Regions from separate parts of the Mus musculus genome. Here region 1 is linked to region 2. The links are chromatin loops, found by intact Hi-C in ENCODE. Cell type or tissue: heart. All regions are shown on one strand. Links, peaks and the distances in the headings refer to the core of each region. The heading gives the core; the rest is flanking DNA.

Evidence for each region. A loop is a pair of places that touch in the nucleus more often than their neighbours do. Peaks named below come from ENCODE experiments on the same cell type or tissue, not always from the same donor. Only the 100,000 strongest peaks of a DNase experiment are listed, where the experiment ranks them.
Region 1: a loop joins it to region 2, with 4 times the contacts of the local background. A loop is called at or near these places in 7 of 42 quality-filtered maps.

What each region holds. Positions count from the first base shown.
Region 1 is chr8:14,985,809-15,001,630 of GRCm38, reverse strand. It overlaps Arhgef10 (Rho guanine nucleotide exchange factor (GEF) 10), which reads right to left. Exons shown (of 29, transcript NM_172751.3): 27 at 10,397-10,571; 28 at 3,967-4,089; 29 at 546-2,312. The coding sequence ends at 1,801. Gm35149 (a long non-coding RNA gene) reads left to right here and starts at 5,067. Exons shown (of 2, transcript XR_001778521.2): 1 at 5,067-5,753; 2 at 6,902-7,497. In heart, for the core only: CTCF peaks have their summits at 7,723 and 8,783; a DNase peak (open chromatin) is centred at 8,700; H3K27ac peaks cover 704 bases.
Region 2 is chr8:15,036,336-15,052,157 of GRCm38, reverse strand. It overlaps BB014433 (expressed sequence BB014433), which reads left to right and starts at 6,080. Exons shown (of 2, transcript NR_037972.1): 1 at 6,080-6,191; 2 at 9,065-10,712. Gm35340 (a long non-coding RNA gene) reads right to left here and starts at 15,369. Exons shown (of 3, transcript XR_003947518.1): 1 at 15,194-15,369; 2 at 12,767-14,234; 3 at 11,462-12,656. In heart, for the core only: no CTCF peak of the experiment used is centred there; DNase peaks (open chromatin) are centred at 9,137 and 9,587.

The sequences.
Region 1 (15,822 bases), core at 7,290-9,789, 50 kb after region 2:
GTGTGTTGGCTCTAGTGGGTTGCTTTGTTCAGTGGGTGCTGACACACCTGTGTCTCTCAAATCCAGGACTCACCAGACTCAGGCCACGCTAGCAGGGTTTCCCATCCTTTGAGCTCCCACCTCGGCTCTTGCTGGATGCTCATCACCCAGCCTGCTTCTCACAGGCCACTGCTGTGGTGGAGCTTGTTCTGTGCACAGCTTGTATCTGCAGTGTGGAAACGCCTGTGGCACCGGCCTTCCAGGACCAGGAACTTGGCATCTCTTCTATCTGTCCTCGAGGAGGCCACCTTGGTCTTGAAAAAATATCAGTAAGACATGCAAATTATATGCAAATTATTATTATATGACCTTGTGAGGTGATACTTCGTGAGAACTGGCAAGGGTGGGAGGCCTTGGAGGGTCTGAGCCCGCATGTGAGTCCATGTGAGTCGTCTTTTACACTTAGCAAAGAGTCTCTGCAGCTGGCCACTTCAATTCGGGGACTCAGAGAAGAGGGCTGCTTCCTTCCTTTCGTATTTTACAGGGGGAAAAAAAGCAACTTGAAATACTGTATTCTAAAATAGAAAGTCTTTTATTTTATCAAATAAGATAGCAGCTAACAGTTTGAAAAAGCTTGGGTATATGTGCAATTTAGAAAAATATTTGGCTAAGTTAAAAGTTAGCATTTTAGTCCTTTGTAAAGTGCTGAGAAGTTGTTCCTGGTGAATAATATCTGCATTAAATTTAAAAAAAACAACTTTTTTTTAATCCATCCAGTAAGTGAAACACTGATGTGTAATACAGCTGGAGCAAACAGAGTCTATGGGTTACTCATGCCCCTTGACGTTCAAGTGTCCCACGTGACCCTGTGTGTTCTTTGGGAAGGGGGGGGAGGGTGGTACAGGGATGGCAGGCAGGTGCAGGGGCGGGCAGCGGCTGACTGATCAGCATCATGGACCACTCAGAAGGAGTGTCCAACTGTGTGGATGGCTCTCTGACAGCAGGTGCACAGAAGACCAGAGACACATCTAGCACCATCCCTGCATGACTGGGCCGGCACATGCCCCACGCAGACATTAATGTCACTTAGTATGAGAAGGCAAGTATGATTTGGCGTGGAAGCTGGAGTTCAATGTTGACAGGTACTGAACATTTTGGCTTCAAGTAAAGATTATGTGTGAAATGCTACAGAGAGTACATTGACTAAAATGTTAACTGTTGATTTTTAATAGAAAAAAAATGCAATATAAAAACACTATTTGTTAAAGGGCACAGTACACACAACAGTCTACTTTGGAAAGCCTTGGTCACTCCTTCCAAAAAGGGCAAGCTGACTGGACTGGGGTGTGTTACCTGGCTTTCTAAATTGTTACAATCTGTATTCTGGGATTAAAAAAATATAGAGAATATAAATAACAGTAGTGAGTCTGAGTCAAGTAGAATGATTTTAAGGGTTGTTAATGACCTCCTATGCTACTAGGTGCTATGTTGTTTCCCTGTCAGCTCTCTGAGATGGGACTGGAGCCCACACAGCCAGCTCACTTTATGTATCAGGTGAATGATGGGGCAGACTGTAGCATTATCCTGGACTGTGGTCCAGTGACCCCACAGCCAGGGCGCTCCCCTGCTTCCCTGGCACAGCTGGGCTCCGTTGTGCGATGGGAGGAAGGCAGGAGAGCAGAGTGACCACAGAATATTTCTTTTCCAAACTCTGCTTCCAGTTGGTCCCGGTGGTGTGGATGCAGCCTCTGTCAGCTGGCCCTGCATCCGGCTGAGAGTTGTCCTTGATTGCCACCTTATGCCAGGCAGCAGCCTCCTGACCTACATGCCCAGCAGGGGGATCTGCCACACCATCACTGAAGAAACCAGGTCCTCCTGAGAAGGCTGCCTGGCCTTCCTGTGCACCCGCCGGTGGCCCTGGCCCCCACATACCACCAGCGCTGAACTGGCTCTTGCTCGCCTAGAGCCCTGTGGTCTGCTCCTTGGGGAGGCACTGGGGTCCCTCAGCAGGTCACACAGACTGCTGTCCACAGATCTGTGCTCTAGGGAACTGGAGCCATGGGACAGGTTCAGTGACCCCGAGGACGAAGACAGATCATTCTTTTGAGTTGGCAATCCTAGGGAGTCTCCCAACCAAACGGATGTGTAGGTGTCAGGCTGGCCCGGGCAGGAAGGACCTTCCTCGCTGCAGAGCAAGTCCTTGGGGTCTTCATCCTGAAGCTCAGAACCGGAACGTGGGCTGTCCCTGGCTCTGTCCTTGTTTTGAAACGCCGTGGCTGAGACGATGAACTTAACGGGCCCGTTATGCGCATGGTAGGAGACCATGCCTCGCCCTGGGGGACAATTCAACAAAGATCTTTAATAACAGGCATGCAGCATAGGGTATCAAAGTGCCAGATCTAACCCCATAGCTCCTACCTAGACAGAAGCTTGGCAGGCGGCACTAACACAGGGTGATTAAAGCAGAAACGCCCTAGATCACGTCACTGTGGTGGACGTAGTTACCCAAAGCCTTAAACTGATGGCTCCATGGGTAAGAAAGCTTAGTGTTCTCAAAGAAGACAAGGGGGGGGGGAGGGAGCGAGGTGTGGGGTCCTGACACCCATACCGGGCAGCTCGCACCTGCCTGAAACTACAAACCCAGGGAATCTTAGGCTCTCATCCATGTGCACTGCACTCATATGTCATACATAAACACACACACACAGAGAGAGAGAGAGAGAGAGACAGACAGACAGACAGACAGACAGACAGAATACAAACATACATAAAAGTGATTTTCCAAAATTTAGATTACATTTTCTTATACTCACACCCCTGAAATAACATCATAAGAAGTTTTTAGCTTTGGGCATCAAACGCTTCCTCACTTGCTCTGTGCAAATGCATCTTATTTCCCTACGTCTTAAGAAGCCAAACACTGAAGTGGTCCAGTGTTAGGAACTCAATGTCTACACTATCAGAAGCTCCTGGCAATTTCTATTGCAAAAGTTTCCAGAGTGTGAAAAATCAGGACTTCAGTCTCCCTGTGGTGTGACCCAGCTGTCGGAGACACCTGGTGGGCTCCTCCTGGCCACTGGCAGGAGAGCCGCCTCCCTATGTCACTGATCTCCGCCATGTTTTGGGGGTGCAGAGTAATGTGAGGTTCAACTTGGAGAATACAACTGAAGAAAGGATCAGTGGCGACAGAGGGAGAAGTGAATTGAGAAGGCTGACTGGGGCCTCAAACATACAAAGGATGCCCCAGTTTCTCTGTTGGTTAGCATACACTCCACGATTGAAACTTTACCTCCTAACAAAACGGAAACTTTTACAAGGAGTGAGCGTGTGTTGGGGCAGGTAGCTGGGTGCCAGGTGTGAATGCCTGTCATGTGAGGCCCCGGATTTAACCCTTAGCATTGAAGATGAAAGATGGGGTGAGGGAGGAAGGGATGGGGGCGGGGCTGTAACAGCTCTCAACCATGGTCTCTTCAACTAAGGCAACCACTTCCTAAACATTTCCCCACCTCTCATTTGATCATGCAGGCTATCTCTTCCATGCTACTGAAGTCTTCCCATCATGCTTTGTTCCTGGCCGGGGGGGGGGGGGCTTGCCTGAATAGCATCCTGGAGTAGAAACCCCAAGACCCATGAAGTTGGGCTGCTTTCCAAACCTGCCGTCCAGTGTGAACTGGGATTGCCAGAAGCAAAACTCAGGGGAGGGGTTGTGTACCCAGCCTCCTTCTCTACACCCAAGAAGAAGGGCTCCATTTCCACTGAGCAAACCCCTGTGCTCTGAAGGGAACTGATGGGTAGGAGAGTGTTCAGGATCAGTTCTCTGGGGACTACCAACAATGACAAGAAAAGCAGAAGTATAAAGAGAACATGCAAATGAGCAAGTTATGTCTCTGCTAAGTACCCTACAGTTCTCTAAAGATGACAGGACAGCAGCTGCCTCTCCTCCTAGCTGCTCTGAGGAGAGGCAGGCACACCGCTGGGTCCACTTACCTGTCACTTTGGGGATACCCTGAAGCCGAGGGACTGGCAGGGCCACCACGACACCCAGGCTGGTACCGACCATGAGCAAGCCGTGGCAGACGAGCAGGCTGGTCACAGATAGACGCTGGTGCCCTGGGTCAGAGAGAGAAAGAAAGTGTCTGATGCCCGCTCAGGCGGCAGTGCTGGGTGGGAAGCAGGGGGTGGGCGTGAGGCTGGGGAATGTTCCCAACATCAAGGCCAGTCTCTCTAGTCTCCTAAGCCTTGTGGCAGGGTAAGCTGTTAGGATGCTCACACCTGTGCTGAGCCTTCCTCAACCAGAAGAGAAAGACAAGGTCCTTGGGGGGTTCTGTCAGTGCACCTCAACTGGATAGCAGCCATCACACAGGCAGGTCTCCAGTCTGTTTTCAGACCAGCCTTGCTCGAGGTGAACCAACCCAGAGCTATCGAAATCATCTGCTTCCACACAGTTGCAAGGGCCTCCTTCCCCACCCCCCCCCCTCTCGTGTGCACACACATGTCTCTTACAGCACACACACACACACACACACACACACAGAGGCAGCACAGTGCAATCAAGAGGCACTGTCTGCGGGGCTTCCAGACTTTCACTTCAAGTATGCCCGAAATCACGTTGCTAGTAGTCTCTGGGACGCCTGGGCTGTTCTGGCAGCCTGCTCTGTAACCAGGCCAGCAGGCCAGCAGGGGGCCTTGGGAGGAGTGGGTGTCACTGCCTGGTGAATGTGTGTGTGTGTGTGGGGGGGGGGGTGCGGGGGGGGGGGTTATCTTCAGTCTCTCCAGCTCCAGAGTATCAGGAAGCCTGCAAGGGCACTCTGCGGCCATGGAAAGTGACACTGGGTTCAAAGAGTCTTAAGACTGGTCCTGGGGTTGGGCCCAAAGCCAACCAGCACAGAGGGAGGCACGGAGTTTGCTCAGGGAGCGCCCTTTGACTCGTTTTCTGTAGAACAAAGGTTATTTTTGCTATATCTGCCTCTGACACAAAGTTCACGCTAAGGACAGGCAAACACTGGGGCCCAAGTGGACTTCGTGTCTTCAGAGGCCACTTTTATGAAATGCTTAGACTTCAAAACAGATGTTTTAAAAAGAAAAGGCTTTTTAAAAACAAACAAAAACCCAAACAACAAAAAAACTTCGTAACAGTGATCTGTACAAGTTTCCAGAAGCTCGCGGTATTTAATCCCTGCGATTCTAGATGTCTGTCTTATCTGTAATGGCGTGCACCTTACGGATGCACCGCAGTTGATCCCACAGTGGCCTGGAACTCTGTGAGCAGCTGATTTGCCTTTCAAGAGCTGTTGAGAAGTTCCAGAGCCGCTCCGCGCCATTACTGCTGACTGCTGTGTGAGTCGACCCCAACATACTGGAGCCACTTCCTCCACCTGTCGCCCTGCCTTGAGCCAGGAAAACAGATGGGAGGATGGAAAGTTCCAGTGAGTCTGTGGGCACTTCCTTTTTAAGACAGATTTAGGAACCTCGGAGGATAGATACATCCTCACCCCAAGGTCTCAGCTGTGCTCTGCGCAGGGGCCTGAGGACCAGCCACGCCCACGGACCCAGGCTGCCAATCAACTGCACGCAAAGCTCCACAAATCACAGCCTGCCACGGTTGCGCTCTTCTGACTCCTAAAAGGTTTTGCGTTGGGAGACATACTTTCCTTTACTTTTTCTACAAGGAAGAATTTTTGAATTCATGGCTTTTAGAGTGTTCATCTGGGCTTTTAGAGATGCCTGTGAAATACTTTTGCTGTGAACAATCTCACTTCAAAGACAATTAACAGGTAAACCGGGCTTCTCATGTGTGTAATGTCATCTCATTTGGTAGCTTCTAAAAATGACTTATCATCAAAGCACGAAGGATGAAAGAGTCGCTAGATATTTCTGTTCATCCAGAAATATATCTTGTATCCTTCATTCTCTCTTCGATTCTCCCACATGTAAACAGTGTGTGTGTGTGTGTGTGTATTTTTTTCAGAGAAATTTCACTTTTACACCTACATTATCTTAAGTATAGTAGGAATCTGGGAAGTGTTCCATTGCCTTTTCAAAGCTGCCCCTTCTGTCGGAAGTGTGTTTCCCCAGGAGAATGAAGAGACTAACATGGTAGTGTCTTACAGTGGGATGAGACCTAGAGGGGAAGGGCAGGAAGCTGGGAGACAGAAACCCTGCATGGATGCAGAGATAAAGGGTGCCTAGGGGCGATGTAACAGGGCCTCACACACGATCCCCAAACACTGCCCCATGTCGTTAAGAAAAAAAGGGCCTTAATAATAGGAAGAAAGCAAGTGAGCCCCAGATGCTGCTATTTCCTATTTTTTATTTAGGGACTAAATACAAACTTGTTCCAGGAACTGGCCATTGGCTGCCCGGGTCACCCCCCAGCTGCCCAGAGAGATGCTGCCCAAGTGCCAGCTGTGTGTGTGCCTGCATCCAGTTCCCCATTCACACACAGCCACGAGCACAAGCTAACTCACAGCCCCCATCCAGTCCCCATTCACACATAGCCACGAGCACAAGCTAACTCACAGCCCCCATCCACACATAGCCATGAGCACAAGCTAACTCACAGCCCCCATCCACACATAGCCATGAGCACAAGCTAACTCACAGCCCCCATCCACACATAGCCACGAGCACAAGCTAACTCACAGCCCCCATCCAGTCCCCATCCACACATAGCCATGAGCACAAGCTAACTCACAGCCCCCATCCACACATAGCCATGAGCACAAACTAACTCACAGCCCCCATCCACACATAGCCATGAGCACAAGCTAACTCACAGCCCCCATCCACACATAGCCATGAGCACAAGCTAACTCACAGTCCCCCATCCACACATAGCCATGAGCACAAGATAACTCACAGCCCCCTGATGACTAGGGCCGTGGCACTTAGAAGACTCACACTCATTTTTTTTTTTTAATAGGAAACTTGGCCCTTTGACTTGACTGCATCACTTCTGGACGCTGTATCCGCTCCACGGGGACACAGGAGGTTGAGTGTGGCCCAGCACCTCTGTCACCCCTCTCTGCTTGCTCTGAGTTCAGAGGACAGGACAGGAAACACCTGTGCAGCAACCCCGGGGCTGCCTGGGGCCTTCCCACACTGCAGCCACACCTTCTGTTTCTTTGCTCGCTGAGTCCCACGCCTGCCCCTGGCTAAGGTCTACTGCTGGGCCGAGAGTGCACAGTGTGGTGGTTTACGTTAGGAGCCTGTGCCGAACGGCCTCAGAACTGAATTCTACGAGGAAGGGGAAGGCGACCTTCTGAGACCCCAATTCATGTGGTCCACAGGGTGGTCTTAGAGGAGAGTGCTCTGATTAAGTTCTGATGGTTACAGCATCTTTTTTTTTTCTCGAAATTTTGTTCTTTTTGGCTCAGTGTGTCTCCATCAGCAGGACCCAGTTGGGTTTTTACAATGACATGAAAAGACGCTTGCCTGTGCTGTTTCCACACACGCCTGCGTGGGCACTTTCTGCGCGCAGTAGTACATTAGTGGCTCAAACACTCAGGCTGCGGTGAACACTGCTCTGAAACACTGTCTTTATTCTATCTAAACCACAGCGTTTGTGTGTGTGTGTGTGTGTGTGTGTGTGTGTGTGTGTGTGTGTGTGTGTGTGTGTGCCAGAGATCAGACAGCCCACCAGGCATGTTCTGGGATGCTAGGAACTACTGTTGGACATGGGAGACAGAACGGGGGTTCTCGTTCAGGCAGAGTTCGACTGGGTTAGTCTTCCCTAGTGGCCAGGCTGGGGATAGCTCCACAAGACCACTGGAAGAACACTGGAGGCTGAGAGCCTGATAAGGCCTCCCAAAGGTGGAGTGGAAGCCACTTAATAGCTGGCACAAGACACTGCAGAATGTCTTCCCTTCAGCCCCAGGCTTCCCAGTCCATTCTGGTCTGACACACCTGTCTGTCCCACCCACACACGAATAAGAAGCACAACGAGCTACACAGAAGCAGATCAAAATCTGTGACAGAGGGTCTCCCCCACCCCTGCTGTGTCCAACATGACTTCTATCAGTCCATCGTCCACGGCTGTGACCAAATACCTGACATTAGCAACTTAAAAGGACAAATGACTCCGGCCCATGCTTTCAGTAGTTCCATGGCTTCTATGCTGCTGGCAAGCCAGCATATGACAGAAGGGTGTGTGGAGGAAAGCTGTTCATCTCATGATAGCTGAGAAAGGTTAGGAGCTGTGTGGAGGAGTGGGGTGGGGGGCATGTGTCCAAGGCATTCCTCCAGCAACACGCCTCCTCTAACTACACCCCATTTCCTAGTTTCCTCTACCTCTCAACACCATTGAAGTATGAAGCCACCGTTGGATTAGGCCAGAGCCCTCATGGTCCAACTGTCCCTAACCTTAAACCCACAGGCTGTCAAGGGGCAGTGCTATATTCAAACCATAACACTTTCAAGAGACTCTGGCATGCCCTTTGATCGGTGAGGTGGGTGGGCCTCTGGAAAATGGAAAACAGTCCCATGAATCTGGTGGTGCCAAGGAGGGCCAGGCTTTGTAGGGAAGGTTGGGAACAGTCAATGCTTGGCCAACTGGAAGCAGAGCAGGAGGCTGAGGAGGGGCAGCCATGGCTACAGGCGAGCGGAAAGAAACACAAGAGTGCCCTGCAGTGCACCTCAGCTACAGACAGAACACTGCACACCCGAGCCGGCCGGTTAGTCAGTGTTTCCCAGTCAGCACTGGCTGCCTGCCTGGGAGGGAGGAGCCTGTACCCACACCGGGTCAGTACCAGGCAGGGGAGAGGAAGTGGGCAAGTGTGCCCTCGCACGTTCGTACGCACCCTGCTGGCCTGAGTCAGTAGCAAGGATTGCCAGTGGATCTGCTCGGAAGCCGGACAGAGGAGAGCAGCCCACAGGTCATTTTTTTTAAATTAGGTACACACCGAGGTCATGGGAAACACCAGTTAACAGAGGGTCGGCAAGATGGAGAGCCTCACAGCTGCCTCACTGTTCACCTGATGGTCTTGCTGTTCCATTGCACTGTATCATGTACGAGGATTATTTTCATAAACACACACACACTCACACACACACACACACACACACACACACACACACACACACTTCACTCACTGGCCAATGCCTCCTTCTCCCAGTCTCTGACAGAAACTGCAGGCAGATGAACACAAGGCAGCCCCCACCCTCACCCACCCACCCCTTCCCCTGCCCTCAGATGGAGGCACTGTGTGACCCCACACATTCCTGTGGTTGGTTCTCAGGATTCCAGGAACCATGGCAACCACAGCTGCTTCCCTGGAGGCCACAGGGCACCAGAGTCAGGATCTGGGCCCCAGAACAATCTAACTCCTGTCCCTTCCCATGTCAATAGAGAGTGCAGGGCATTCTCTGGCCGGATGCAAGCATGTGCTGGCGGCTGGTGACTCTGACACGGTTTCTGTCTAAGGGCGAGGACAGATGCCAACAGCAAACACCTGTCCAGATGATCCACAGAAGCATGCTGGGGGCGGGGGGCAGCCTTGATGCTGAATCACTTTTGTTTTCTAAAAATAACATGTATTTAAAAAAAAAACCCTCCATATTCCTAACGAAATAAAATAGCCTACAATTATCTAAAAAAAAAAAAAAAAAACGGTCAGCGGCCAATCCCACAGGGAAATGCTGGTCAGCAGCCCTAGATGCCTTGTGTCCTCAGGTCTCAGCAGATCTTATCAGTTGGCACCTGTCTTGCCTCTCTGCCTCCCCATCACTCCTCATGTCGGCATCATGACCCCTGAGTTGTTGTTATGCTTTTCCAAGGCGCCTGGAATGGCTTAGCAAACGCTATCCAACACATGAGTTGACAAGTGGCCACGCCCCCACGCCCATCACTTACTTTCTAACTCCGCCCATTACTGTGCTCACTGTTCCCATCTTTCTCCCACGCTCCCCCTGCAGCCTGTTAGGCAGAACCCTGTGGACAAAGGGCCAGCAAGATGCACTTGAGCCTCTCCCTACAAGACCATCCTCCCCAAATCCACCCTGGCATGGCCTCTCTCCTCTCCCTGTTCAAAGTTTTCAGTGATTCCTATTGGCCATGGATATATTTAGGACGATTTATTTTTCCCGGTCTTGCCTCTGGTGCCACTATGTGGTCCACTGTGGCCATTAATGCAGTCTTCATTATATTTGTAGACAGGATGTATACCTGTCTTTACAGGCTACATGTTCATATACATGCTCACACATGAAGCCATGCCAAGTACTACACACAGTAGCTGTGCGCCTATACACACAGGGCACATGTGAACACCCAGGGGCTATGGTCCACATTGGCTATGTGTGCCTTAGCAGCTGATGTCCCTTGAACATCTGCTGCCCTTTCCCCTTCCTTCTGAGGGACCCGGTTGCAGGCTGTATGAGGGACAAGGACATTAGAACCCTGCCTTCCTGGGGGCAGTACCTGGCAGCATGCTATGCACAGGGGCATCAATGTTGACATCCTGCAGGTGCTTCAAGGTCTCTGTGTGGAAGAGGCGGAGGGTGGACCCCGAGGTGAAGGCAATCCAGATGCCAACGCCAGCCACAGCCATGTGGGAGATGACCATCCCTTCATCTTGGTGGGCCTCCAGCTGATTCTGGGGGAATGGAGGAAATGAGGTCACACAGGGTATCGAGGGGTACAGCCAGAGTCTACAACAGTGCTGAGGGCAAAGATGCCACACGGCGGGGCTAGGCTGAGTCACTCCTGGGGATCATGGGGTCTGGGTAGAGATCAAACCCGTGACTGTCAGAGCAGTGGCCTCCGTTCACAGCCACAGAATAGCACCCGTGGGCACAACGCTCTTGAGGCTTCCCCGAGCAGGCAAGTCACTCACAGAACCCAACGCTACTTGCCTTTTATCATGGTACCTTCACAAGCTGAGAGAACAAACTCAACACAACATGAAAGGGGCTACAGGGCGAATGGCTGCTGGCTTAGATCCCTAAGGAGACCCAGCCCACTGAGCAGCACAGCCGTGGGTACCTGGGAGGAGGTCCTTCTCTCCAATCCAGATAAAGCCTGCCGCTCTCCCTCAGACGTAACAGTCCTAGGGTTGCTTCCCTTGAGCCCTGCCTGAAGCAAGCAGCCCTGCCCACAGGGCACTCATTCCCCAATGGGCACCCTCACGGCATCGTTACCGCACAAGGCCTTGCTGGCACACCTCAGCTATACGGTCATCTTGAGACCAGAGGGGGTGTAGAGGCCAAAGCCAAGCCAAGGTGCGGCGTAACAGCACCACAGAAAGTCAAGTAATTCACAGTCAGCATCAATCTTGCCTCTCTAAATCTCAACAACTTAAAATGCTCAGGGGTGGGGGTGAGGGGAGAGACGGGGACAGACATAGCTCTGTGTCCTAAGAGAACAAGGGTGCGCAGCACATGACCCATCAATCGCAGAGGCAACAGGCTTGCCAAGGTTGCAGTAACCCACACCCACACAGATGCTCCCAGAAGAGCTGGGCTGAGCTAAGCTACAGCCTGCATTAACTGTATCTCATTTCAATGGAAGATTCCAGGGTAGGAGTGGCTTTGCTTGTCTGTGGTGGCAGAACCCAGGTTAGGAGCTGTATGGGGATGTCTCCCAACCTTGTCTCCTCGGCCTGTTTTTCAGGCTGCTTGATGCTGGCACACACAAACTAGATTGATTTTTGGATATTGATCTTGTAACCTCCGACCTTGCTGAATTTTAGGTTTTCTTGTTGTTGTTGATGTTTTGTTTGATTTTTTTAATCTGCCAGTGTTGTCCCAGATTCCTTAGGGATTCTGTATTCAAGACTATAGCTTAGCAAATTCTCCTCCGTCCAACCCGACAACACCCACTCAGCCCAACCCCAGCATCTCAGGTAATAACAGTCAACTCTGTGTGGGCAGAGGAGGAGGCGGGCCCCTGAGTCCTCTTTGTGTGTTCACTTACGCTGTTGCCATGCCAACACACAGCTTCCTCTATGTGCCCTGAGACGCTAGCACTGGCCTGGCCCCCAGACTCCTCTCTGTGGGTTCATGTTGTGCACGGTCTGTCTGATGTTCACTGGACGGCCCTGGGGACAGTCTTCCTAGATGCCTTCGCACGGAGAATGGACTCTGTGGCCGGCACTGCCACCCCCACAGGGGCTGTCTGCTTCACTCTGGAGCTCAGGCTGGGTACAGGGACACTTCCTGGGATGCTGAAGAAGGCTGCTGCCCACTAGTCTCGGTGCTGGCATGGTCTTCAGGGTTCTGAGATGCACACCCGTCCACCCACACACACCCTGCACAGTCAGGCATCACTGGAGGAGGAAGTCTGGATCGACAGACACCTCTGCTTCCTGCGTAACTCTGGCCTTAGCACATTGGGTAGATCACTGCGATTGAACTCAGGTCACAAAGAAGCAGGGACCTTCCACGTAGAGCTTGTAATCCAGACACAAGGAATGCACGTCCCCTGCCCAGGACCCTGCCCCTGAGGCAGCTGGGGTGCCTTGGTGGGGGTGCAGGGGGGGGGCTGTGATCCAGTGCCAGGGACTGGAGAAAGAGGTGGCTCTGAATCTCATGCCTGGTCCAAGCAAGGGACGTGGGGTCAGCGGAGGGTCAGACTGCTCTGTGTACTGTTCTCATGACACAGCTAAGCTCATACCTGCCCAGCTCTGGAAATTAGCATCACTTCCTCATTGCAGTTACTCTGTGGAGGTCAAGGCAGGACAGTTTGCCTTGCATTACCGGGTTTCTGTAAGTGCTGAACTGAAGGAGCCTTCCCTTCCCACCCGTTGTCCTGTGCTCTCGGAGGGTGCAGAACTGTCTGCAGGGATAGATGGTCCTCTGCGCATTTGGGGGCACAAATCTTGATCAGGGCTGCCCGTCATTTGAGTTCAGGGTGGAACAGTGACTGCCCCAGGGAACCTGCGGAAGCTGAGTCACAGGACTTTCAGGGAGGCTTGAGAAAGCAGAGCAAGAAACCGGAGGATCAAACAGCGGGTCCCTCCTTCCTCTCCATGTCACACACCTACCCAGCCTTCCCCGGAAGCACATGTGGCCAGCTGCAGCTCCAGGGTCTCCAGTCCCCAGCAACCTTCTCAAGCACTTGATGGAGTGGCAGGGTCATCTTCCAAGAAAGCACATTTCATAACACCTGGTCGGTATCTAGGGTCTCTGGATGCTCAATATCACATGGAAAGTGGGCGATGTGACGTCTGCATCAGGGCCTTAAGGACCAAGGCGCTAGCTCCAGCAGACTTGGCTGTTCCCATCTCTGCCTGCAGACCAGGAAGCTGGGAGGAAGCCCAGACCTCTTGCCCTGGATCCCATACACTGGGCTGAGAGATCTAGGTTCCTGCTACTGTGGGGTCCTCCTGGCCCTGTCAGACCCGCTCTGCCCTCTCACTTGGTCATCACTTGGTCCACACTTCAACCTGAGGACTACAGTTCCTCCTGGAGTCACATCACTATGACACTCTCTGTATCCCTTCCCATGCCTTCCTTGTGAACTCTGCTTATCTTTATGGAAGTGGTGACAAGGCCCTATGGTTTGCTTTTTGCAACCATAACCATATACACAGACTCAGGGCAGATACAGTGATTGGACATTACAAGGCCAGTTCTGACCTGGGCATGGCTTTACCATGCCTGCTGAGGGCTGGGCAGAATGGAGTCACCAGAGCTCCACAGCACCCGACACTGTCCCGTGGCTGGGCACAATGCCAGGGTCTGCTCTACGGTACATGGTACTTGGCAGGTACACAGCAGTATGTACTGGTGCTGGATGAAGGACCAGGGCAGCATTGGTTCAGCTCTGTGATCCTGGGCATGGATCCCCTAAGTCTGGTGTCCTGTTTGAAAGCAGGGACACAGGCCCAGGGCCTGTTCCTTCCCTCCCTGCGAAACAGTTTCTGAGCATGCCTCAGAGGTCACAGGGATGCGGGGATGGATGGGTGGAGCCCTGGCCGGTGCTGCTCTGTTAACTGTCACAGGATGACCGTGGCTGAAGACTACTTCGGGGTTGCTGTATTCTTGTCCTGGCTGTTCATCCTGTCTGTCCCTTTATCCCTTTTCTTCTATCCACCTGAGTCTAGTAAAAAGCACCATAAATGGTGGAAACTCAAGAGCAAGGAAAGCAGCCTTCAGTTAAGCTTCTCCAGTAATGATGCCATAACTGTGCCCCATGGCTCTAGGAAAACAGCTGGGAAGTTAGCATCTACTGGAACCCCAGAACACCAGCCTGTTCATAAACTTAGATTGCTTTAGACTGGTATTAGTTTTTTGAGATTAGATTTTTAAACACACACACACACACACACACACACACACACTCAAAGGTAAGAAGGAAAGCTAACACGCAGCTGGGAAAGAGAAAAGATGGCAAGGGGCTGGAGAGACGCTCAAGGATTAAGATCACATACCACTCTTGCAGACAACCAAAGTTTGCCTCCTAAGCTCCCAAGTTTGGTTGCTCACAGGGGCCCGTAACTTCAGCTGCAGAGGGTCTAACACCCTTTTTGGCCTTTGTGAGCACCTGCACGTGCACACACACACACACACACACACTCACAGAAATAACATGTAGAGAATAGAGTTCCTCCCTACGTGACAGTCAGCATAGGAACCGCCCTCATGCTTGGCAGGAGGCAGACCTGTCCTTTGGGAGGCATTCTGACCCAGGCTGCCAGGTTAGAGACCCCAGACCCAGGATGCCCTGGCCTATGAGCCTTCCTGTTCAGCCCTGCAGCAGCTGTGAGGATGCCTCGCCCTCAGGGCCTCCTCCCTAATGGCTCCCAGTGCTCCCCACCCTGCACGACCCAGGCTTAGCCGTAGGCTCACAGTCTGTGCAGGAAGGCAGCTGGCTCCCCCCAGCAGCAGCACCCCCGCCCCAGCTGGGTGAACACGGGTTGAGATCCCGGGCTGCACCCACATCTCAGCTGTGGCTGCCCACAAAACAGGAACAGCATGAATCTCGTTTTCCCAGAAAAGCAGGTTTTGCTTCTCTCTATAAATGTGTCTAGTTATTTTGGGGCTAAAATATTGCACAGAGGGGACTGGTACTTGGATCTGAATGCTCTACTCGCTGAGCCTTGGAAATCTCCAGCACTGAGCCTCTCTACAGCGTGTGGCATAATAAAGCAGGCAGGGAATGCTACCTTATCTTGGTTGCTTTCAGAGGAAGGCTGCAGAGAGCATCCCCTAGCACTTTTGGTTTTAGTTTACTATAGTAATATGAATAACAGTGATGATGGTGAGGAAGAGGAGGAAGAGGAGGAGGAGGATATAATGTTGCCATTTGGGGAAAAACATCTTAAGATAGTGTTACTATGTCTCAGTATAAAACTAACAAATCACTACTCTGGCTCTTGGATATTTCTTTAAGCAAGATTTCATCCTGATGAAACAGGGCAGCTGGGGTTCCGCTGGGCTCCAGTGTGCTGTGCTGGATGTGGTGGGCGTTTCCCATCACCAACAAAGCAGCCCCTGACTTAGATGAGCATCCTGTGACACTCAGCTGGGCTAGTTTAGACACAGAACCAACGAGGTGAGGACTGCTAGTCGTCAGATCTGCCCTGTGGAGCATGTCTACGTAGGTTCTTGGGACTTTCTAGGAACTTGAATGATGTCACTGGTGCCGGCAAGAGCTGTAACAAAAATCCCAGGAAGTTGCCATGGTACCTGTGACTTGGTAGGGCTCGCTCTGTGCTTGAAGGGAGGTTCTTACAACAGCAGTGACTCACAGGTGGATGTAAGAGTAACCGAAGTTACCAGGAAACTACGGGAGGAGATGCTTGCACAGGTCTCCTCCTGCCTCTCCTGTGGCTAGCTGGCAGGCTGGGCCTTGGGAACACAGAGAAGCCGCTCATACATGAATCAGAAAAAACAGACGCCGGG
Region 2 (15,822 bases), core at 7,786-10,285:
TGTGGCCTTGTTGGAGGAAGTGTGTTACTGTATGTTCTAGATTTTGAAGTCTTATATGCTCAAGCTATGCTCAGTGTGGTACACAGTCTCGTTCTGCTGCCTGTGGATCAAGATGTAGAACTCTCTGCTCCTTCTCCAGCACCATGTCTGCCTGAATGTTGCCATATTTACCACCACAATGGTAATGGACTAAACCTTCGAAACTGTACGTCAACCCCAACTAAATGTTTTCCTTAATAAGAGTTGCCTTGATCATGGTGTCTCTTCACAGCAATAACGTCCAAACTAAGACATCATCCATAGAGAAGGTGATGACCTTAGATGTGGACTGAGAGCAGCAGTGAGAAAATTCTGATTACACAGCACAAACTGCCTCAAGTTCCAGAGTCCAAATCCATACCCTCTTTATGTCTCCATCTCCAGCATCCATCTCCCTCTGTTTTCTGCCTCTGTACTACCCACGAGGACTTGGGGAGAGAAGGGGAATCAGTGCCTTTAGTCCCCATGGGATGTCATGTGTTTCCCTGTGGCCATTGGTGGGATGTGACCCCTTTCTCCTAGTCAGTCAAGCACAGTCCACAGAAAATAAATGAGGGTCTAGACACACTTGCTTTGGTACAGATATACAGTCTCTCTCTCTCTCTCTCTCTCTCTCTCTCTCTCTCTCTCTCTCTCTCTCTCTCTCTCTCTCTCTCTCTCATTTTTTGAGACAGGGTTTCTCTGTGTTGCCCTGGCTGTCCTGGAACTCATTTGTAGACCAGGCTGTCCTTGAACGCAGAAATCCACCTGCCTCTGCCTCCCGAGTGCTGGGATTAAAGGCGTGTGCCACCACGCCCGGCAGCTCTCTTATTCTTATCTCCACTATTATCAGGAACTAGTAAGGCAAATGCTTCAGTGTGACATGTGATGCCTCAGATCTTGGGTGAGGGTTTTCCTAACTACACAGGCTACCTTCAGCACACCCAGAAATGTGCTCTACCCCCACTGGAAGTGGGATGGGAAGGCCCAGGTTCTTGCACAATGATGAGGTATGGCTCAGACCACACCCAGCTTTTCCTAGTAGGTCGGTCTTCATTTTAAGACAAGCTTGGTTTCTACAGCCTGAGGTCACTCTCCCCGCCTGTGCACTTGGTGTTCAGCATTACTCAGTGTCTCTGTCACGGAGCCCAAAGGTTTTCCATATTTTGTAGATCAAAACATATCCTAGGAAACCCATCAACGGATCTCAGCAGCGTACCTTGTATCATGTGTGCAATCCTCTGGCACCAGCTCCAGCGTATTCAACCCAAGCTACGTGCCCGGGCCACAGCGGCAGGAAGCCCGGTACTCAAAGCAGCAGCAGAAAGCTTTCCCTAGGATTCCAAAGGTCTGTCTTCAGCAGGCCAAGGGGGAGAGTGTTCTTAGCAGACAGGAAGCCACAGTGGACATGAGGCCTAGTGCGTGATGGAGAGGAACACAGGCGGCTTAGTGTGTGTGTAGTTGTCTGGACACCTTTACACTCATACATCAAGCTAGCTCTCAGAGATGCAGCAAAATATCCCAGCAGCGTTTTAACATGGGAGAGTAGCCGCAATTCAGCACCAGGATAGCACACACTCTGACGACCTGTCTACACCAGGTGGCCAGGATTGCCTGGAGATCACCCTGGCATATACACCCCGCATGCCAGACATGCTCTGACAGATCCATCAATGTCAGGCACACTGTACAGGGTCAATAGGTATATCTTCTATTAAATGTAAAGGCTTGGCTTTTACTGTGTGGGTTCTATGGGCAGGCAACAGCCTTTAGAAACATCTGGCTCTGGCGTTCGCATTTATTTCTTGCAGACAAGGGCATATGTACATGCTCATGCTATTACATGCAAGTGTGCGTGCATGTGTGTTTGTGTGCACTTGGAAAATGGGGGTGGGGTCCTCAGTACCTTTGTCAATCATTCTTCGCCTTGTAGGGTTGTGTGTGTGTGTATATGTGTGTGTGTGTTTTGAGTCAGGGTCTCTCACTGAACCTGGAGTCCATTTATTCAGCCACACAGGCTAACCAATGAACTCCAGGGATCTGCCTGTCTCCGTGCCCTAACACTAGGCTCACAGAAGTGTGCCACAGCATCCGACTTGTATGTAGGTGCTAGGAGCCAAACTGGGGGACCTCATGCTTATGTGGCGAGTACATTATTGACTGAGCCATACCTAGCCCCACAGGGGGTCCATTCCTAAAATGGATTCAGTGAGACATGCTAAGGCAGAAGGGAGCTAGGTTTAGATGGAGAGCCCCAAGCTGGAATTAAGAGCACAGGCTCGGGCTGGTTCTGTTTGCTGATCTATTCTTGGAGCTGTATGCCTATTGAGAATCCCTTCAGCTGCCCTGGGCCTTGATTTCCTCATTGGCACCGTGGGAATCAGATTAGACACTCCTAGGTTAATCCCCAAGAGGCTCAGGGCTCAGTCCTGAATGGTCATGCTCTGAGCCTAAGCTTGCTGCACAGGACTGTGTGGCCAGCTGCCTGGCCCACGACAGGCTCCAGGAAACAGTAGCAAAGGCTCGGACAAGCTGTGCCAACAAGGATTCCATTCTGAAAATGCTCAGAGGCTCAAAGATTAGCAGCAATGTGCCATGCCACGTGTTTACAAGAACAGTGGCTGCAATAAAGTAAAAGTGGCATTAGGCACAAGAGTCCATTCTGCTGGCCCTGCCTATCCTGGCCAGGCTGGACGCAAACAGTGTGCCCACTGGGCTAAAAGAGAGCTGATAGGCTGAGGACCAACCCAAGCTGAACCACAGCAGTGAGCAGAACTCATACTACAGAGATCCAAGGGTAGCCCCTTACCTTCACCTCACCTGCGAGAGTGGACACCATGGTCCAGAGAGGTTTGTAAAAAAGCCAGGGAATGCTGTTAATGCAGAGCAAGGATCTAAATGATAATCTATTACTTCTGTTTTCTAGACCTTTGTGATGGAGCCTCCTGGGAGAGAGGGAAGAGGTGCACAAAGCCAGGCCATGGTCAAGTGTGGAGTTGGGACAGAACTCTAGCTCAGGAGGCTAAGGTGAATGAGCAAGTCTGAGCCAGTGTGAGCCAGTGTGAGCCAGTCTGAGCAAGTGTGAGCCAGTGTGAGCCTGTGTGAGCCAGTCTGAGCCAGTGTGAGCCAGTGTGAGCCTGTGTGAGCCAGTCTGAGCCAGTGTGAGCAGTACACACATGTAAGCCCAGTGGACTGAGCATCTTTCAGGGGCCCATATAGCTTCGACAAGATACAGTTAACAACAGGGATAGGAAGTTGACAGTCTTTTAAACATTGTAAATCACCAATAGCCACATAAAGAGCATCTGGAGCCTGGAGTGGTGGGGCAGGGCCATCCTCTCAGCCCTTGTAAAATGGAGGCAAGAGGATCAAGAGTTCAAGACCATCCTCAGGTTCATACAGAGTTCAAGACCAGCCTGAACCCCATGGGCCACATCTCTAAAGAACAACTAAATAACCAGCTGTAATCACTTCGAAGTCCCCGCCTAACACTAAACTCCGGGTTCACAAAGCCAGAATGCCCTTGCCTGCTTCCCTTGGCTTCCTGGGAAGGTGCTGCTGGTGCACAGAAGCCTGAAGCTCAGATCCTTCGCAGCCTCAACTGCTCCATATTCTCTGGTCACAACTAAGAACCATGGCTTCCCAGCCAATAGGAAAGTCAGCGTGACGGGAGATTCCTGTCTTAGGGTTAAGCCACTCTGAAGATTAATATATGCCACCCCCTTAACTCGGCATCTAATGAAGCCAGTTAATACCTGAGGGGTTCTTTCTCTGGGACAGGCTCATTCTCAGATATGGGCTCAAGGAGTCCTGTTCCCTATCTTAGTGCAGAGCAACTGTTATTGATGTGCAGGGACCCTGCAGCTCCTGTATGAATGCCTGCTGATTTGTTGCTACACCTGGAGCCCACCGGCTACGGGGAAGTGAGACAGACAGACAACAATACTGCCAAGAAAGTGTATGTGTGTTAGGGATGGGGTTGACATCCCATGATGCATTGTGGCCAGACACTCACCTCCCAGATCGGTGACCCTGGATGACATGCAGGTACAACTTTCTCACCAAAGAACGGGTGAGTATGAAGTGGAAAGATGAGTGATTTCTCAGGTCTTCCTCTCCCGCATGCCCCCGAATCAGTCATAATTAGGGGGTTGGTCATCTACAACAGAGCCGCTCTGAGACTAAAAAGATCGACTGTTAATAACCAGTGCATGCCCAGAGATCCAGACATCTGCCACCCTGACCACAACCAGTTGACCTACACAGCAGAAACACCCAAGAATGTGTGTCTAACCTTACACCCGTGGCTCACCGTGTCAGATTGATTGGTAGAGAGCCAACTAAGAAGCATGCCTCTGGATAGGTCTCTGTGTGTGTGTTTCAGGAAGGTTCAGTTGAGGTAGGGTGTCCCACTACAAATATGGGAGTGCTATTCCATGGACTGGGGTTCCAGACTGCATAAAGAGGAGAAAGCAGGCTGGTCAACAGCGGCCATCTCCCTCTGTTTTCTTACTGCTGATGCAAACCTCCCCTCCACTAAGAACTATGTATCCTCTCGAATTGTAGCTGTGTATCCTCCCAAGCAAGCCCTCCCTCCCTTAGGGCTTTGTCAAGTGTTTTCACTCACCAGCAAGGATCTGACATACTCACTAACTTCGAGCAATTGAGCAAATTATTTTCAAAAAATCATGAATGATCCTAGCACAGCCCAAAGAGCCCTTCTCTCCCTCTTCCCTCTTAATGGCCACTACTGCAGTATCACCTTTGTTCACAAGAGGGCACACCAGCCACCAGAAATCTTTTCTTCCCTGGGCACTCTCCTGGCTGTGAGCTCTTTTCAAGAAGAGCTCAACAATAGTGTGCAAAAGAAAGAAAAAAAGAAAAGTCTGGAACTTGAGTGTTGTTACCCATAATCCTTTTTAATGTGGAATAAAGTTCCATTACTCCTGACCCCGGGGCTGGCAAGTCACAGTAATTGTGTCTGACACATCCTGGGGCATGATAGGCAGCACTGTTTCTATGATTTTTAGAGGACTGTACAAACAAGACCAAGAAAAACCTTAGAAACCTTTTATTTTTCCTGTTGAGAGCTGCCTAGTTTGTCTACTTGCTAATCCCAGCTGCAGAGGAGGTTTTAATTATGAGTAGCTTGTTTTCTTCTGGCACAAAGAATGTAGGGTGGTATAGGGAGTGTAGGCTAAGTATTAGGAGGTAACTCCTCCAAAGAACACAGGGTCCCTTCAAGCCAATAGAAATTCTTCACTGGCCAGTAGACCTAAACCGTGGAGCCCTGAGCCCTACAGTTCTTTGTCAGCGTGCACAAAAATTACATCCTGGTTGTCAAGCTTTGGTTAGCAAGAAGACAACAACAGATGCCAAAAAGCAAGGTTGGTATATTTAGGAACTTTCCCAGGTCCTGTACTATGGGCTGGCATAGGTTTTTGGTGGATTTGGTCTTAGTACCCATTCTGGCAGGCATTGGGGCCTACATACCCAGTTTTAAGGTCACGATAATGTCTCTAACATGACATCAGATGTCCTAAGGTCTTAGGATGTACTAAGCTCTGGGGGCCTGTTACAGTAAGAGATGATCTACAAACACCCAGGCCTGGATTGTCACTCCCAAATGGGTCCCAAAGTCGCTTCAATCTGAGATGTCCCTAGCCCTGTCATATAAAGTATCCTTTATGATGATAAGAGCCCAGACTTGTACTATGACCACTCTGATATCTGCGGGAGAGGGAGGACTCCATACACACTTTAAAACCCATTCAGCACCCTGCATCTGATGTGAGTTTGTCCCATGACAGGACTTCAGAGTCAGGAAGCTGTGGGGTGTGGAGTCACGTGAGCTGTGGAGGTCCACCCAAGGACACTGAGAGACAGTGAGAAGCCAACGGGGCTTTCGAGATGGAACAGCCTTGCTCTACGTGAACCTAGACGTGGGAACAAAGGCTTCCGAAGCCTTGGAAACCATGGGGAAAGAATGCAGTGCTGACCCTGGGAACAAACATAAATTCCAGGTTCTAATAGAAGGAAGGTTCTGGGCGATGACTTCTTTGTTGAACCCAACATTCCCGTGCCCTGTTGACGCACCCCTCTACGGAGCCAAGATCTGTTGGCACAGCCCTCTGCGGAGCCATGCTAAGAACACCATGAACTACAAATTGAGGGTGAGCTCAAGCCTGCTGGTAAGAAACAACCAAAGAAACCCACTGTCTCTAGACTTTCCCAGAAGCAGAATTCTGTGCTGAAGTAGTTGACCCATACCTGTTAGCGCTACTTAAATACGAATACATTTTTATCATGTCACCGCTCATGTGACATGCTCGTAAAATCTACTCATCTCTCTGCCATGGGTCTCGTATAAACCCAGAAAGACAAAGTGATTCTAAAGATGGTAAAGAACTTCCCATTACTGCAGATGTGGAAACTGACCCACACAGAACCAGCAGCACCCTCACCTGCAGCTCCTGGAAACCCAAGTCTACCAAGTTTAGCCTCCAGGATACCCACAGACATGTCTCTTCACTGGACCAAGGTGTGAACAACTCCCTTGGCTTTTCCTGTATTCTTATGCACCTAGGCCCTGTACTGTGTAGGACAGGATGGGTTGCTGTTTGCAGACAGAGTCCTCGTAAGGAAAGGGTGCACAGATACACCAGTGGCAAGGATAACATACTTGATGCTCTTGACCTAAATAATAATCAGAGACATTCAGACAGACAGACAGTCTTCAGGACATTGATATTGAGAGCTGAATGGGCTATTGTGGGAACAGGTATACCCCAGAAAGTCATGATTGTGGGCAAGGGATAATTTCTATAAACAAAATGAATTATGTCTAGCATCTTGAAACCATCTTCCTTGGTCACAGACTATCAAGGGAAATGCCACCCAAGGCTGAGTGGGCCATTTGGGGATAAACATCCTGAAAGGGTTTTCTGGACAAAATTCTGGTTCTGTAGCCAATGCAATGGTTCTACATCTTGGTGAATACAAAGTCAAAGCAAATGCCAGCATGAAATGAAGTAGAAAGATATATTACCTGCAGCAGGAAGGGAAGGGCAGGCAACCATTTCCAAAGCATCCAATGCCTTCCTCTGGGGAAGTGCCTGGAGCTGTTCGGCAAGCCAACAACACCTATGCAGTGGAGAGGGGGCCCCATCCTGAACGTGCTTAGTTAATGCTGAGTTGAACTCCTGCGCATGCTCAATTTAAGGTTATCATTCAGAAAGAAAGATGTAGATGTATTTCTGGGCATGCTCTGGTTTATAGATAGGGCACATAGGAGCCAGGTAGCATGCTGGGCATGTGACATAAACCTTCTGAAGGCTGAGTTAATATAGGAACTTGCCTGTGATGGTGCCTGCTTCACCGCTTGCCTCTGCCACTTGAGGTTTCCTGTGATCTGATCACCAGTCGAGTATCAAAGATATATTATATATTATATGTTATACTATGTTATATATTATATCAATTATATTATATATTCTATGTTATATGTTATATTATCTCATATATCATATATTATATATAACCTCCTTGTTATATCTATTAATAAACAGTTATTAAATAGATGAGTGACTCCATTTGGTTACAATAACTTACAGTTTTATGCTTAGTAGATGTGATAGATGTCAAATGATGCCTTTGCATAAGATATTCTTATATTTGAAAACTCATCTGTAAGCACACACGGGGAACTGGGAGAGAAGGGAGCTGTGAATGGGAACCATCGCAGGGGTCCCACATCTGGTATGGAAGGAGTTGTGAGTGGGAACCATCGCAGGGGTCCCACATCTGGTATGGAAGGAATTGTGAGTGGGAACCATCGCAGGGGTCCCACATCGGGTATGGAAGGAGTTGTGAGTGGGAACCATCGCAGGGGTCCTACATCTGGTATGGAAGGAGTTGTGAGTGGGAACCATCACAGGGGTCCCACATCTGGTATGGAAGGAGTTGTGAGTGGGAACCATCGCAGGGGTCCCACATCTGGTATGGAAGGAGTTGTGAGTGGGAACCATTACAGGGGTCCCACATTGGGTATGGCCTCCAGGATCACACACTCAACAGGATTCCTGGGGTCCTGAGGCATGAAAGTGTTCACAGCACAGAAGTCACACTATGTCCACAATGCCCACTGCCCTGAGTCAGTCATACCATGTAGGACAAAGTAATTGGGTCCATGGTGTGGTGGGGACAGGACCTGACCCAGGAGACTGATCCTGAACCAGAGGCTTGCGTGGAACTGAGTAACTGAAGGAAGATGTAGCCCCCAAGCACCGACTTTCCCAGTCTTCCAACTTTTACATGGTGCATGCTTAGACACAAATCCATGAATTAACTAGTCGTGAATAATTCTGGCATGATAGCTGGGATTTCCCAAAGTGTGTAAAGCCCTGTTGATTACAAGACCGATAGGGCCCTTGCTGCACAGACTCAGCCCATCAACATAGAACATGGGACTTACACAGAAGCAGGCACACACTGGGGACATCATGGAATTATCACGGACAGAAACACGTGTCATCCGAGTGCACGTCATTGCCATGACCTGCACTGTGTTGAAAAAATACACTTCATGATTTAATTGGCCAGCATTTACTCTGCATACATACTTACGTAATAGTAAATGTACCTAAAATATTCTGAAAGGCTGCGGAGAGGGCTCATTCACTTGCCACATAAGTTTGAGGGTCTGAGTCCAAATCCACTCAGCTTGCATAAGCAGGAGGTGGGAGCAGAAACAGGAGACTTTGTGGAAGCTTACAGCTGTATACAGAGTGATAGACAACAGCAAAAAAAGAAAAAAAAAGAGGTTCTGTCTCAAGCAAGGAGGAAAGCAAAGAGCAAAACTGGAGGATACCTCCATCAAATTCACATGCACACCGTGGCACACAGGATTACAAGCACATACACACTCACGGAAGCACGCATGTACACGCAGTCAAAAGAATGGGAAATGTGGCATTATTATTTTCATTTATTCTTAGTAACGTCATTGTTTAATACACTTGTACTTGTCTCTTTGTTTGCCCTAAAGGATGCAGTGTGCTGTATCACCAGGAGGTGGCAGTGTTGTACTTAAAGAAGCACCACACAGGCTTAGGACTGAGATCTCTTACAACTGTGGGAAATCCACGGCCTGTTGCATCACTGCAGACCCAGCAAAGCCATTTGTGATCATTTGGTGCCACCTGCCTGCTTTACAGTAAGAATCCACAGAACTTGCAGAGCCGTTCTAACTAGGACCCAAACTGGAGAAAACAAAACCATACTCACACCATGGGAAACTACAAAAGCATGCCGACTGTATCTCTGCGCCCCCAAAGCTTCAACACAGACTCCCAGGTGTCTGTGCCCCGAGGCAAATGCCCTAACGCAGGAGTCTGTGCCCCAAGAACTGGATTCAGAGGCCCTAAACAAGTTATCTGTGTCCCCAAAGCCTGGTGCAGCGGTCCTATCCCAGGTGTTTGTGCCCCAAAAGCCTGCTGCAGATGCCCAGGTGTCTGCACCCCAAAAGCCTGCTTCAGAGGCCCTAACCCTGGTGTCTGTACCCCCAAAGCCCGGGGCAGATGCCCTAACCCTGGTATCTGCACCCCCAAAGTCCGGGGCAGAGGTCCTAACCTTTGTGTCTGGTGCAGAGGCCCTAACCTTTGTGTCTGTGGCCCCAAAGTCGGGTACAGAGGCCCTAACCCATGTGTCTGCACCCCAAAGCCCGGGGCAGAGGCCCTAACTGAGGTGTCTGCAACCCCAAAACCCGGGGCAGAGGCCCTAACTGAGGTGTCTGCACCCCCAAAGCCCAAGGCAGAGGCCCTAACTGAGGTGTCTGTACCCCCAAAACTGAGTGCAGAGGCCCCTACCCAGGTGTCTGCACCCCCAAAGCTGTGTGCAGAGGCCCCAACCCGGGTGTGTACACCTCCAAAGCTGTGTGTAGAGGCCCCAACCCGGGTGTGTACACCTCCAAAGCTGTGTGCAGAGGCCCCAACCCCGGTGTGTACACCTCCAAAGCTGTGTGCAGAGCCCCCAACCTGGGTGTGTACACCTCCAAAGCTGTGTGCAGAGGCCCCAACCCGGGTGTGTACACCCCCAAAGCTGTGTGCAGAGGCCCCAACCCGGGTGTGTACACCTCCAAAGCTGTGTGCAGAGGCCCCAACCCGGGTGTGTACACCTCCAAAGCTGTGTGCAGAGGCCCCAACCCGGGTGTGTACACCTCCAAAGCTGTGTGCAGAGGCCCCAACCCCGGTGTGTACACCTCCAAAGCTGTGTGCAGAGCCCCCAACCTGGGTGTGTACACCTCCAAAGCTGTGTGCAGAGGCCCCAACCCCGGTGTGTACACCTCCAAAGCTGTGTGCAGAGGCCCCAACCCGGGTGTGTACACCTCCAAAGCTGTGTGCAGAGGTCCCAACCCGGGTGTGTGCATCCCCGAAGCCTGGGGAAGAAACCATAATCTAGATGCTGGTACCTGGAGAGGGCCTTAGACTGCTGAGGGTAGATAGATGTTCAGGGTAGTGCAGGGTAGAGTGGAATGAGGGCTGTACCACCCATTATTGGCACTACAACAACCTGTGCATGATGCTCCGTTATGGCAACCTGGGGAGGTGTCTGGGACAAGTTACCAGCAATGGGCATAGAAACACTGTGTGGCAAAACACACTTAGCAGGTGAAATAAATTGCATTTTAAATAGCCTGCCAGTGGGTCCGGGTATGCTTCCCTCGCCTGAGGTTTGCTCAGTTGGGTGGGCGCCTGGGTGTGCCATGCTGAACACACCTAACTCCACCTGGGAGGGTGGGAATGAGGGCAGTGGAGAGATAGGCACTGGGGTGGGGATTGCTCTCTAAGCGCCAGCCCACATTATCTATCATCATTATTATTATTATTATTATTATTATTATTATTATTATTATTATTATTAGATATTTTCTTCATTTACATTTCAAATGCTATCCCGAAAGTCCCCTATACCCTCCCCCCACCCTGCTTCCCAACCCACCCACTCCCGCTTCCTGGCCCTGGCATTCCTCTGTACTGGGGCATCTGATCTTCACAAGTCCAAGGGCCTCTCCTCCCATTGATGGCTGACTAGACCATCCTCTGCTACATGCAACTAGAGACACAGTTCTGGGAGGTACTGGTTAGTTCATATTGTTGATACTCCTATAGGGTTGCCGACCCCTTTAGCTCCTTGGGTATTTTCTCTAGCTCTTTCTTTAGGGGCCCTGTGTTCCATCCAATAGATGACTGTGATCAGCCGGGCGGTGGTGGCACATGCCTTTAATCTCAGCACTTGGGAGGAAGAGGCAGGAGGATTTTTGAGTTCGAGGCCAGCCTAGTCTACAGAGTGAGTTCCAGGACAGCCAGAGCTATGCAGAGAAACTCTGTCTCAAAACAAACAAACAAACAAACAAAAACAAAATAAAAACAACAGCAACAAAAAAATGACTGTGAGCATCCACTTATGTATTTGCCAGGCACTGGCATAGCCTCACAAGAGATAGCTATATCAGGGTCCTGTCAGCAAAATCTTGCTGGCATATGCATTAGTGTCTGGGTTTGGTGGTTGTATACGGGATGGATCCCCGAGTGAGGCAGTCTCTGGATGGTCCTTTCTTCTGTCTTAGCTCCGAACTTTGTCTTTGTAACTCCTTTCATGGGTATTTTGTTCCCCATTCTAAGAAGGAACGAAGTATACACACTTTGGTCTTCCTTCTCCTTGAGTTTCATGTGTTTTGCAAATTGTATCTTGGGTAGTCTAAGTTTCTGGGTTAATATCCACTTATCACAGCCCACATTTTCACCAAACACTCTCGGACCGATGGAGTAGAGTAGACCCTGGGGGTTGCACCCACAGCTTTGTGGCAGTGCGGGGTGGTATCGGCACTCCCTATTCTAATATTTAAGCAACAAGACAACTCTGTGCATGCTGTTGAGGGTGTGTGGTGTCTTTGTCTTCTGTTAGGGCTCATTAGCCTCCTCTTCCCAAGAATATGCAACCAAAGTCAGTGTCAGGAGACCCCAACACCGAGTACCCTGCAGGGCCATGGCTACTCTCATTTCCCTGAGCAGCATCGTGTAGAACGAACCTCGAAATAGCTCCTTCTCTGCCACAACCGTCCGTGGACTTTACCACTCAGAGTTCCCTGTAGGACCTTCTTCATCCATCTCCGGTGTAAACCACGGGTGCTGTGGTACCCACCCCATTCTCAGGTGAGGCTGTAACACAAAGGAGATCCCCAAGGGCCGCCACCTGCTATGGAGCTACCACAGCTTGGATATGGAATATTGAGAGCTTTGTCCCTGGTGGGTAAGTCAAGTCTGAAGAGCTGACTCCAGCCTGCAGCCTTGGATTTTGAAAGCCAAGTGAATCCGTGGTGGTAAAGGGTCAGTGGTCGGCTCAGCATTGATCCGTTCTCTAACAAACGCTTCAAACGTTGAGCTCTACTGAGAGCGAGATCCTATGAACTACTTGACACCTTGACTGGGTCGTGAAGGCGAAAGTGAAGGAGATCCTTAGATACAGGTTGTGGGGGGTAGTGGTGCAGGGGGAACAGGTCATATCTGTGGGGACAGGATGTCCTCATTCGTAGGAGTGTGGCGGTATCCTAAGGAAGAAGACAGAGCCTTGTCCGGTGCCTCAAATGAAACGTAAAGAAAGAATCGGAGTGAGAGGGTTCCACACCTAAAGAGCTTAAATCTAAAAGGAAAAGCACACGGTAAATCTTGGTACCCAACGGTGATCTTACCTGGTTCTCTTGGCCTGGTCTCCTCCCATGTCAGCTTTCTGGCAGCAGAGGACAGGACACTGTGGGGTGGGATATGAGCAACGGAGATGAAAACCAGAGGAGCAGTTAGAGACTCTGAGCAAAGGGTCCAGCAGGTGGTCACAGTGGGTCAGGCACAGCATCAGGACAAAGCACAGCATCAGGGCCAGGCACAGCATCAGAGCCAGGCACAGCATCAGGGCCAGGCACAGCATCAGGGCCAGGCACAGCATCAGGACCATCAGTGGGTACCACTGGGACTGATGGGCAGCATCACGGAGAAAGGCTTCGTGAAGCTGTACTGTACTGTTACTACCAGAATGGCAGGGAGGATCGGAGTCAGCCAGGCCTCCAGAGGAGGTAGGGAGGAGCCATATCTGCAGCCATGGCTCTGACCTTCAAAGAGATGGTAGATTTCAGAAGTAGGGCTTATAACAGGTTTGGGGATTGTGGGGCCCACAACCCAGGGCTCCTGAGAGCCATGTAGAGTGCAGCCCCCTGACCTCTTCTCCGTGGCTGTTCAAGATATGCAAACAATTCCTCCATACCTCTAGGACCTCAGGGGAGCCTTAGGGGATGTCCTTGAATGGTCACAGCAGCTTCTCAAGACACAACTCTTACCTCAGTCACCACCACCCCAGGCACCTTGGGAAACTCCGGTCCAGGCCAGGCAAGCCTCAGTAGAACCTCAGATGACCCGGCTCACAGGAGCAGCTTGACAAAGAACCACCTGAAGTGCCTGACTGGTGAAGTGCCAGGCTTGTGATTGGTCCTTAAATGAGTCTTTGTCTGTCTGTCTTTCTGTCTCTCTGTGTTTTTTTATTTTGTTTGTTTGTTTGCAAAAGGGTTTGTATAACAGCTCTCGCTGTCCTGGAACTAACTCTGTAGGCCAGGCTGGCCCTGAACTTGCAGAGCTCCACTTCTGCCTCCCAAGTTTTGGGATTAAAGGCGTGCCCTGCCAGCTGGCTCTTAAATGAGTCTTAAGAGAAGTGTGAATGGGAGCTATGCACATTCAAGTCCACTGCTGACCACATTATAGCCGCCCCCCCCACCCCGTCCTGTTTCGGACGAGCAGACTACTTCTCAGTGTAGACAGATTAATCTAGGGGGCTTCTCCTATATAATCCTATCCCTGTGTAGGGTCAGTAAAGGCCTCTTCTTGGTGGTCCACTTGTTTCTTTAGAGTGAGCTCCCAGTTCCGGGCACCCAGGAATAGCAGCTACAAGACAACTGGAGAAAGAAAGCCCTGAGGCTCTACGCCCTCAGTTCACTCGTCCTTCAGGAGGCAGCCGAAGGCTTCCAGAAAGTGCCAAGAGCAGTGTCTGTGGAGTCTACAGCACAAGGTGAGTGTGCAGAGGTCCAGGAGGAAGAACTGCAGCTGGAAGAACGAAGAGCACCAGGAAGCTCCCAAGGCTGGAGAGCCAAGCATCTCACACTGGAAGTCTGCAGGCTGGGAGAAAAAAAACTGCTAAGAGCAGAGGGCCCTGGCACCCAAAACTGGAGAACCACACACGCTTGTGGAAAGCCTAAAGTTCACTCTGATGGCCCCTAGCTTGGAAAGTTGGAAGGTGGAAGCTGGAAGCTAGGGCCAAGGACTCAGCGTCATGAGCCTCTGAGGTTTCTGCAGTCTACTGCATCTGAATGAAGCAGATGGACCCAGCTGTGGGTGTCTCCGGCTGGGTGGGGCTCTGGGAAGACACATCCCGATAGCCAGGGCTGCTCTCCTGCCTGCATTCACACACTTGGGTCTCCTCCTCTCCCATATTTGGTGGCTGATGTAAATCACAATTTGCCGTTTTCCACTCATCTCAGAACCCAGACCTCTGGTGGAAAAGCATTCGAATTGGACTGAGGAAATTATCAGTGATGGAGAGAAAGAGAGAGAGAGAGAGAGAGAGACAGACAGACAGACAGACAGACACACAGACACACAGACACACAGAGAGACAGAGGCAGAGAGACACAAAGAGAGACAGACAGACAGACTGACTGACTGACTGACTGACTGACTGGCTGACTGACTGACTTAGAGAGAGGGACTAGGAGAGAGTTTAAAGACACCAAGAAATCTCCAGAGATAAAAGACAAAGAGCACAGAGGATCAGGCAAGAGATGCCTGGTTCTCAGGATAAGATCTGTGAAAGACCAAGGATCTGTCTATCGATAGCGCTCAGCCTGGCCTTCTCCTGAACGGGCCTCCCAACAACTTCAAGAGCCCCTGACCCGTTTGTTCATGACAGATCACTCACTTTCTCCATGAGGGCTTTCTGGAACAACAGAAGCCACTAAAACTGTTCATCTGCCCCCAGCGACATCCGGCCAGAGCAGGGGGGGAACCAGGACAGGGGAAATCCAATTGGAGGGCCAGCCGGAGAAAGAGCATTTGTCCACCCGGCAGCCTTCACTAACCTCCTCCCCGCAGCTCTGGCTCGGGACAATGGGCACTTCTCTGCTGGTTCTCTGTTCTCAGTTGGACAGAGGGTAAACTGTGACAGGCAAGACCTACCAAAGAAAGTGGCCTGTGTACGGAGCGTGCCTGAGGTTCAGTGATGTCATGCTAAACACTGGAAGGAATGGGGACTGGGAGCGAGGCGGGTGTGGGAGTGGTGGGGGGTGGGGAGGTGGCGTGGGCGTGGCATGGGGTTGGGGTGGGGTGGTAGGCGTGGGGGTGGGGCAGCAGGAAAAGTACAAGGAGGAAGCAGATGTCCACAAAGTGAGCTTTCAGGTCACAGGTCTAGGACCAGCCGCTGGGGTTAAGGTCCTGAGTCAGCTGCCACCGGGGGTTGCGGTGGACACTCCAGGATGTTGAGGCCTGTATTATTCTGCACACACCTGGCTTTTTTTCGCTACCACCCACAAAGTAGATCCGGACGCTGGACTCCAGAGCACTGGTAGAGAACTGATAGAGAGTCGAGTGTAAAACACAGACTCTCAAGGCCTAGAGTCTGTATCACACTGAAGAAGCTGACTGGAAAGCTGGGTGTGGTGGCGCTCGCCTTTGACCCCAGCACTTGGGAGGTAGAAGCAGAAGCCAGCGG